Regions from separate parts of the Homo sapiens genome. Here region 1 is linked to region 2. Evidence: read pairs that join two places in POLR2A ChIA-PET (ENCODE). Cell type or tissue: OCI-LY7. All regions are shown on one strand.

What was found. ChIA-PET counts read pairs that join two places held together with the same protein. Peaks named below come from ENCODE experiments on the same cell type or tissue, not always from the same donor. Only the 100,000 strongest peaks of a DNase experiment are listed, where the experiment ranks them.
Region 1: POLR2A ChIA-PET joins it to region 2 with 15 read pairs; 5 of 35 experiments call an interaction of 5 or more read pairs at or near these places.

Annotation. Positions count from the first base shown.
Region 1 is chr7:23,452,141-23,457,140 of GRCh38, forward strand. The region is part of intron 2 of IGF2BP3 (insulin like growth factor 2 mRNA binding protein 3); the gene reads right to left. Among named protein-coding and RNA genes, the nearest start is that of IGF2BP3, 16 kb to the right of the region's middle. In OCI-LY7, no CTCF peak of the experiment used is centred here; no DNase peak of the experiment used is centred here.
Region 2 is chr7:23,370,254-23,375,253 of GRCh38, forward strand. All of the region lies in intron 3 of IGF2BP3 (insulin like growth factor 2 mRNA binding protein 3), which reads right to left. Among named protein-coding and RNA genes, the nearest start is that of SNORD65C, 24 kb to the right of the region's middle. In OCI-LY7, no CTCF peak of the experiment used is centred here; DNase peaks (open chromatin) are centred at 1,068, 2,378, 3,118 and 3,628; H3K4me3 peaks cover 2,822 bases; H3K27ac peaks cover 4,369 bases.

The DNA.
Region 1 (5,000 bases), 82 kb after region 2:
ACTACAGGCGCCCGCCACCACGCCCAGCTAATTTTTTGTGTTTTTAGTAGAGATGGGGTTTCACCGTGTTAGCCAGGATGGTCTCAATCTCCTAACCTCGTGATCCGCCTGCCTCAGCCTCCTCAAGTGCTGGAATTACAGGCGTGAGCCACCGCACCTGGCCAGAATAGGGTATGTTTTCTTTTGATGGCCATTTAGGTTATTTCCTATTTTTAACTATTAAACAATATGGAAAAAACACATGTCTTTTTGCCAAGTATGTCTTTGTAATAGAATACTACAAGTGAAATTGCTGTTATGGAGAAAGGAATTAAACATGCCTCAAAGTTACAAATAGTTGAACATTAAAGTGCTTATTCTTTCCCTTTAAAACATGGGTTCCCCCAGGCGTGGTGGCTCATGCCTGTAATCCTAACACTTTGGGAGGCTGAGACGGGTGAATCACGAGGTCAGGAGTTCAAGACCAGCCTGGCCAACATGGTGAAACCCCATCTCTATTAAAAATACAAAAAATTAGCTGGGCAAGTGGTGGGCACCTGTAATCCCAGCTACTCGGGAGGCTAAGGCAGGAGAATCGCTTGAACCCAGGAGGCGGAGGTTGCAGTGAGCCGAGATCGTGCCATTGCACTCCAGCCTGGGCAACAGTGCGAGACTCATCTCAAAAAAAAAAAAAAAAGTGGGGGGCGCACAGGGCTGGGCGCAGTGGCTCACACCTATAATCCCAGCACTTTGGGAGGCCGAGGCAGGCAGATAACGAGGTCAGGAGATCGAGACCATCCTGGCCAACATGGTAAAACCCCATCTCTACTAAAAATACAAAAATTAGCTGGGCATGATGGCGCACACCTGTAGTCCCAGCTACTCTGGAGGCTGAGGCACGAGAATCCCTTACCCAGCAGGCGGAGGTTGTAGCGAGCAGAAAGGTTGCAGTGAGCCGAGATCGCGCCACTGCACTTCAGCCTGGGTGACAGAGCGAGACTCCGTCTCAAACAAACAAACAAACAAAATACAAATAAACATGGGTTCTTGCTGTGTTACCCAGGATGGTCTCCCAAAGTGCTGGAATTACAAGTATGAGCCAAGCACCTTGGCCTTAAAGCACTTTTAAACAAGAAGAAAAAAGGAAGGACTCTCAGTATTGTCTTCCTTTACAAAAATTCCCCTTCTACAACTCAAAGATAGGCAATTGCAAAATGTCCCAAACAGTAAAATTAGAGCTAGAGATCTTTTTTGCTCGAAAAGTAGACAACAGTGTTAGTTTCAGATTATCTGTACGATACTGTTAAAATGTGACGTGTAATATAGTATAACCTAAGAATTCTGTGTTTTACAGACTCCCACCTACTAGAGACCCTTTTTACCAATTCCTGCTTGGCGATTTGGATGGAGCTCTTTTACAATATTGTACGATATTGCTGATTAAAACTGTGCTTACAGATTACACAAAGCCATGAGGACTGGGTTGTTTTCCATAACACTTAGTTGAAAGGTATTCTCATTTTAAGTTCTAATAGATACTGCCAAATAGTGTGCCAAGAAGTCTTTGCCAATTTACTCTTTAGCTATATGAGTGGCCATGCCTCCACAACCTTGCCAACACCAGATACGGCCAATCTTATTCATTTTTCTCCAACCTCATAGGCAGAAAATGTCATTATCGTTGGCACTTCCCTAATAACTAGTTAGACAAGGGTGTTTTTTTTGTTTGTTTTGCTGTTGTTGTTCTTTGAAATAGGATCTCACTCTATCGCCCAGCTTGGAATGCAGTGGTGCAAACCTGGGCTCAAGCCATCCCCCTGCCTCAGCCCCCCAGTTAGCTGGGACTACAGGCACGCACCACCATGCCTGGCTAATTTTTGTTATTTTTTGCAGGGACGGGGTTTCGCCATGTTGCCCAGCCTGGTCTCAAACTCCTGAGCTCAAGCGATTCATCCAAGTGCTGGGATTACAGGCATGAACCACCGTGCCCAGCCTAGATTGGATATCTTTTTGTACACAGACTGACTTTTCAGCTGTGCCCTTCTGAACTGCCACTTCTCATCCTTCGTTCATTTTTATACTGTTTCTACCTCTTTGGAATTAGGAATTCATCTCCTGGTCTATTATTTCCTTTACGTATGATCTCTCCTAAGATAATTCCATAACTAAACACATTTTAGGGATTCTAAGATCCATGCACCTAGATATAAAGCACCAATTCTTAACTTATTCACAGTGCATAACCCATATTTTACAAAGAAATGTGAAACACTCCTATGTCTCCGTATATATGAAACATAAACCATAAACCACGGGGTCATACGGGAATAGGCACACCCATCCCCCATTTTCCACTACCACATGGTAAACACACAAACTTATTAGTGAGACAATATCACTTTAGTACCAGATAATCCAAGAAGTCCTTTACAGACATTATCATTTAATTCCCAACAACCCTCTGCCATAGGTCTTATTACCCTCATTTACAGATTTTAAAAACAGAAATCTCAGAGTTTAATCAGTTTGCACAAGATCACAGGGCTAAGCAAAGGTTCCTACTGAGGCCTGTGTAGCTCCAAGCAAGATGCCACTGGCCCACCCTTACCACTGTGCTGTACTGCTGTCCCCAACTTTAGGTAGTAGTACGTGCACACAGAAGTGTCTATCACATTTTTCTCCAAAGGTTCATTACATCACTTGGGATGTCTTTAACAAAAATCATATAATACCAGGAGCTTTAACCAGCACCATTGATTGTCTTGCCACAGCTAACCTTAAAAAAATTACATGGGCTCAGTCAACCTTATTATAAGATTCCTAGTCCTGTATCACAATTTGCCTTAATTACCCTGTCAGAGGATACCCTAAGAACAGCTGTGAACTCCATGAAATGTTTTGGGAGCATAGCCAGACCCATGCTTATAAAGTACTGAAGACGCAAAAGTTCAGTGGGATCTCTGGTGAGCATTTTCCAAAATTAACCTAGGCATCAGTCTTCCATGATAATCCCAAATCAGCATTTGCTAAATGGCATGAACTAAACTACTTAGCTCCTAAAGTCAAACACATGAAGAATGAGAATAATGCAGTCACTCCATCACGCACGCAGGCTGCTCCAGCTGCCCTCTCCGCTCAGCCTCAATCACCATCCTGCCTCACACTCCAGCCTCTTTAATCTCAAACAGCTTGTAGTTCCCACACACACCCCAGGATGTTTCACACTTACATGAGGTGGCTCCTGCTGTCCCTTCTGCCTCTTCCCTCCTGGGTGCACACGGTTATTAGCCTCTGCCTATTTTCACATCCCTCTCTGAATGTATTTCTCACTGGTAACAACCAGGCTAAGCCTAATAATGCTCCCTCCTCCTATGTTCTGGGGCATCTCACATATACCCTATGACATATTGACAACTTCTCTTTACTTGGAGAGATTTTAACCCACCTTTAGGATCACTACCACAGTGAACCACCATTACTGTTGAAAAATAAAAAGACTGTCACCCAGGAAATCAGACAGAACAAAGTGAAAGCCACTGTACTCCATGTCTTTCTTCAGGACAAGGGTCTTACTATTTTTTTTGGAGACGGAGTCTCCCTCTGTTGCCCAGGCTGGAGTGCGGTGGCGCGATGTCGACTCACTGCAAGCTCCGCCTCCCGGATTCGAGCCACTCTCCTGCCTCAGCCTCCTGAGTAACTGGGACTACAGGCGCCCGCCACAACGCCCGGATAATTTTTTGTATTTTTAGTAGAGACGGGGTTTCACTGTATTAGCCAGGATGGTCTCAATCTCCTGATCTCGTGATCCACCCGCCTCTGGCTCCGAAAGTGCTGGGATTACAGGCATGAGCCACTGCGCCCGGCAGGGTCTTACTCTTCTTTCTAGCCCCTGAAACCTAGCATAGAATCAACTATGAGCACAGGCACTTAATCTATGCTTGTTAAACTAAAAATTTACATAAGATATTAAGTCATTTCAGAAACTCAAAAAAATGCAAAAATAGGTAAACTCGCATACAAGAAATACAGAAACTAAAAATTTCAACTTAACTCTCCAAAGAAAGAGCAAGAGCTTCTCCATTTTTTGCAAAACCAGCTGGAAAAAAAAAAAAGACATCTGGGGAGAGCTCAGTCACTTTTCAACCAGCATTTTTTTTGTTGTTTTTTTAACCACTATTACCACAGGTTCTCTTAACTAGATTCTCTCATTATCTGCCCTGCTGGGACCAAAAGCTGAGTAGCACCTTCTTTTGGAAGCTAATTCTTAATCAAATTCCTCCTCAAAATGTGGACCTTCTTGAAGTTTCCTCCGCAAGAAACTACTGTTAGTTTCTGAAGTAGGATGCAAAATTTAAGGTGCTAAGTACGGGAGAGCATGAGTCCTAGACATCTTAGCTATAAGGTATCAGAACTTCAGCTTTACAGCTTTTTACTTAATTTTTATATACAAGGGGCACAAATGAAATGGGCAAAGACTTGTCAGAGTTAGCACATCCATGGTAGAAGAGTGTGTTCCTACAATTATATAGTCCTCCATGTTTGATGAGACAGTTCTTACTCAAACGGTCTCACTGCACACTTCATTGAAAGAAGCTCTTTGTTGTCAAACTTATAACTAATTATGTCAACATAAGAAATTTAGTTTTGAGGCCAGGCGCAGTGGCTCACGCCCGTAATCCCAGCACTTTGGGAGGCCGCGGCGAGGGGATCACGAGGTCGAGATCGAGACCATCCTGGCCAACCAATATGGTGAACCCCGTCTCTACTAAAAATACAAAAATTAGCTGGGCGTAGTGGCACGCGCCCATAGTCGCAGCTACTCGGGAGGCTGAGGCAGGAGAATCCCTTGAAACCGGGAGGCGGAGGTTGCAGTGAGCCAAAATCGCGCCACTGCACTCCAGCCCAGTCGACAGAGCAAGACTCTGTCTCAAAAAACAAAAACAAAAACAAAGAAGAAATTTAGTTTTAGGTTTTTCAGAGAGCTTTCAAATTTAAATGTCCACATCTTTTGACATAACAAT
Region 2 (5,000 bases):
TAGTGATTATTAACCATAGTGATGTGATTGTCAGGTGTGTCACAGTAATCTAGTTTTCAGAGTCACACTGACTTCCATGCTTAAGCTGGCAGGTAATTTATCATACATACGATCTTAGATTCCAAATCTTTTTTATTTGACTGTTACATTTGCCTTATGTGTTTCAGAAGATGGAACAACAATGTCGGGCATTATAGTCTGTGTACCAATATATATCCTGAAAATCTCTCTGGAAATGGGTTACTCCTTCAATGTGGCTCTAACACAGAGCTGCACTATCCCATAAACCTCATAAGGGAAGGGGCCATGTCTTACCTTTGAACTCACTGCTCAGGATCTGTGATGAACAATAAAAGGTTAAAAAGGAGTCACACTATTTTTTTGTTCTACAGGGCAAAGGAAGCTAGTTCTAGGTTTTTTGGTTTTTTTGTTTTTTTTTTTTAAGACAGAGTCTTGCTCTGTCACCCAGGCTGGTGTGCAGCAGTGTGATCTCAGCTCACTGCAACCTCCACTTCCTGGGCTCAAGCCATTCTACCACCTCAGCCTCCCGAGAAGCTGGGATTACAGGCGTGTGCCACCACGCCCAGCTAATTTTTTGTATTTTTAGTAGAGACAGAGTTTTGCCATGTTGGCCAGGCTGGTCTCGAACTCCTGACCTCAAGTGATGTGCCCACCTCGGCCTCCCAAAATGCTGGGATTACAGGCGTGAGTCACTGCGCCCAGCCAGTTCTAGGTGTCTTTAAAAGTCCATAATAATATAAGCAAACAGGTATTTGTCAGGAATTTATACAAAAGATATAGAAGTGGAACAAGCATTACAAAAATCACAGTGAGATTAAAGTATTAATAAAATGCAAAGCGGGATATTTAATGCTTACTTGCCCCAACAAACACCTTGCCAACACACACACACACACACACACACCCTTCCAAGCACCAAAGCCAATGTCAGTCATTGGGGAGGGGTTTCTAGAAAGGAGTCACCTTGACTACTACTCATTGCAACAAGAGAGGCAAAAAGTCTCCACAGAATCACCCTTAGCGCTAGGGATATGGAGATGAAGGGAACATCCTTCAAACAGCTCAGCACAGTTTATACAAACAGGAACTACTTATCTGTCATGGGCAAGATCATCTCAGGAACTGTTCTTTTACATCTATTTGTGAGAAATGGCTATATTACAAAATGAAGAACAATCTGTATTGCAGGTTCCAAATAATCATTTCCAGTTAAATATTGATATATAATTCTAAAACAAAATAAAGAAATATCCACCTTAATGTATATTTCTCTAAAATGTTAGCACCGTAATTACTTGGATAACACTCAAACCATTCCTCACACTGGTGTGAAAATGACTGTCAAGTTAAGAAAGCCAGCACCACAGACCAGACCATTAATAAGATTGTAAACCATGCTGCATATCCCCTTTATCATCGAAAAGCCCCAGAGGGAAGCTCAGCCTCCATCATACCACACGGAGCAAAGCGTCCCAACTTTCTAGCCACTTTCAATGTTCACAAGTTAGATCCTCTAACATGGGGAGGAGATGATGCTTTAGGACTCCTAGGAGTCATGTGATCAGAGCCTCTGAGAGAGAACAGTCCAAGTTATCCGGCCACACTGGACTCTCTGAGAGAGAACAGTCCAACAATCCAGCCACACTGAAGTCACAGTGGAAAAACCGAATCCAGAGCTTAAGGGGCTTACGTTATGTTTCTCTTTGGCAATGCTGAGCTAGACTGATTTTTATTTTTAATTTATTTTTTATTTCAATAGGTTTTTGGAGAATAGGTGGTATTTGGTTACATGAATAAGTTTTTTTTTTTTCTTTTTTGAGATGGAGTCTCACTCTGTCACCCAGGCTGGAGTGCAGTGGCACGATCTTGGCTCACCGCAACCTCCGCCACCCGGGGTTCAAGCGATTCTTCTGCCTCAGCCTCCCAAGTAGCTGGGACTACAGGCACGTGCCTCCACCCCCGGCTGATTTTTGTATTTTTAGTAGAGATGGGGTTTCACTATGTTGGCCAGGCTGGCCTCAAACTCCTGACCTCGTGATCTGCCCCCCCTGGCCTCCCAAAGTGCTGGGATTACAGGTGTGAGCCACTGTGTCTGGCTTACGTGAATAAGTTCTTTAGTGGTGATTTCTGAGATTTTGGTGCACCCATCACCCAGGTAGTGTATACTGTACCCAACATGTACTCTTTTATACCTCACCCTCCTCCCACCCTTTCCGCCGAGTACCCAAAGTCCATTGTATCATTCTTATGCCTTCACATCCTCATAACTTAACTCCCACTTATGAGTGAGAGCATACGACGTTTGGTTTTTCCATTCCTGAGTTACTTCACTTAGAATAATACGGAACTAGACTGATTTTAAAAGCCGAGCAGAACAAGTCACACCCTACTATAAACTCTAAGAGATCCCTAACAAGTGCCCTGAAGGCCGTGTTCCACTCATCCTTTAAGGCCATTCTCTTCTCTCCAACCACACCAGCCTTCGTTCAGTCATGAATCAGGGCTGCTAACATTTGAGTGCTTTCTGGCAGCAGCATTGTCCCAAATGCTTTATCTACTTTAACTCAAATCCACACAATCCCATGAGGCAACATTATTCCATGTTATAGATGGGCAAGCTGCAGCACAGAAAAGTTCACAGTGTCAGAACTTGGACAGATAAATGCTGGAGAAATGATTCAAACTCCAGCTCACAGATTCCAGAGCCCATACTCTTAATCACTTGGTCTAATAAGTTGCCTCATTTCCCTATGCAATTTAAATAAAATATAAATACACCGACGGAAACCAGTTCAATCCTTACTCGGCCATTACCTGCACTAGAAAATCAAATCTGTCCATAGGCAGGTTAAGAGCTTTATTAACTCCCATGTATCCCCTTGCTCATGTTCCAAGTACTAAATACGATACTTCTATACATCTTAGTCAGAAGAAGGTACTAGCCAGCATTAACTTGTGCTACATTTTACTCACAGAAATGCTCATAAAAACATTCAAAATAGTTCAATGTTAGGTGGTTTTTGAACCACCTGCTTTCAAAACAGGGACTTCCCCCAACCCCTAGAAGAAACCACTGTCGCTTTGGTGGGGTCTCTCCAGGTGTTTTTAGAAGTGTGTGTGTCACACGAAAAGACGCTCTGCACCATTAGTCATTAGGGAAATGTAAATCAAAACCACAAGGAGATACCACTTCACCTCCATTAGAATGGCCATAATTTTTTAAAAAGAAGGAAAATATGATTCAAGGGGCATCATAAAAAGAAAAACAAAGGAAAATAATGAGTGTTGACACAGATGTGGAAAAATCAAAACCCTCATACATTGCTGGATAAAATGGTGCAGCTGCTATGAAAAACAGTACAGCAGTTCCTCAAAAAAAATTAAAAATAGACCTACCATATGATCCAGCAATTCCACTTCTGGGTATTGATATGGTTTGAACATTGTGTCTTCTTCGAATCTCATGCTGAAATGCGATCCCCAGTGTTGGGGATGGGGCCAGGTGGGAGGTGTTAGGGTCATGGGGGCAGACCCTTCATAAATGGCTTGGTGCCATCCTTGAGGTAACAAGTGATTTATTGCTCTGTGAGCTCACATGAGATCTGGTTGTTTTAAAAGAGGCTGGAACTTCCTTTTCTCTCTTGCTCCCTCTCATGCCATGTGACATGCCCACTCCCCTCTACCTTTCACCATGAGTAAATGCTTTCTGGGCCTTGCCAGAAGCTGAGCAGATGCTGGAGCCATGCTGGTATAGCCTGAGGAACTGTGAGCCAAATAAACCTATTTTCTTTACAAGGTACCCAGCCTCAGGTATTCCTTTACAGCAACACAAATGCACTAACCGAGTATACGTCCAAAAGAACTGAACACAGGGACTCAAAGAAGTACTTCTACACCCATGTTCATGGGAGCATTATTCAAAATAGCCAATAATTGAAAGGTGAAAGCAACCCAAGCATCCTCTGACTAATGAATGGATAAAACAAAACATGGTACATATAAACAGTCATCCCTCGGTATCTGTGAGGGATTGGTTTCAGCAACCCCCTACCTTGGATACCAAAATTCACAGATGCTCAAGTCCCTTATATAAAAATAGTATAGTAGAGGCTGGGCATGGTGGCTCAAATCCATAATCCCAGCTCTTTGGGAGGCCAAGTTATCACTTGAAGCAAGGGATCAATTGAGGCCAAGAGTTTGAGACCAGCCTGGGCAACATAGGAAAGACCCCATCTCTACAAAAATAAAAATAATTAGCCAGATGTGGTGGTGAGTGCCTGTACTCCCAGCTACTCGGGAGGCTGGGGTGGTAGGACTGCTTGAACCCAGAGTTAGGAGGATGCAGTGAGCTATGATGACGCCACTGCACTCCACCCTGGGTGACAGAGTGAGACTCTGTCTCCAATAGTGACGATGATGATGATGATAAATAAGTAAAAGTATAAAAAGAAAATGATTTGATATCGGGGGAAATTCACCCCCGATATTTCACATAGGTTCTTTTCTATATTCCCTAAGTGTCGGCCGGTCTGAGAAATAAAGGGACAGAGTACAAAAGAGAGAAATTTTAAAGCTAGGTGTCTGGGGGAGACATCACATGTCGGCAGGTTCCGTGATAAATGTCCATGAAATCTTCACAGTTTATGTTCTTCTGCCAAGGCTTCAGCCGGTCCCCCCGTTCAGGGTCCCTGACTTCCCGCAACAATTTTATATTATGTGAATTTCTCAATTTTTAAAAAGGTATGTGTATATGCTCATATATTCACATATATACCCAAAGAGCAATATTTGTTGAGTTTTAAATTTTCACACTAGAGTGTCAAATACTGTTTTAAACATTTTATATAATCCATCTTATTTATGCCTCAGAATGTAGCAATTATCCCCATTTCATATATGAATAAACTGAGGTCGATTTTAAGTAACTTGCTTAAGTATGACATTCCTTATCTTGCTACCCTCCCCCACCACCCCAATCT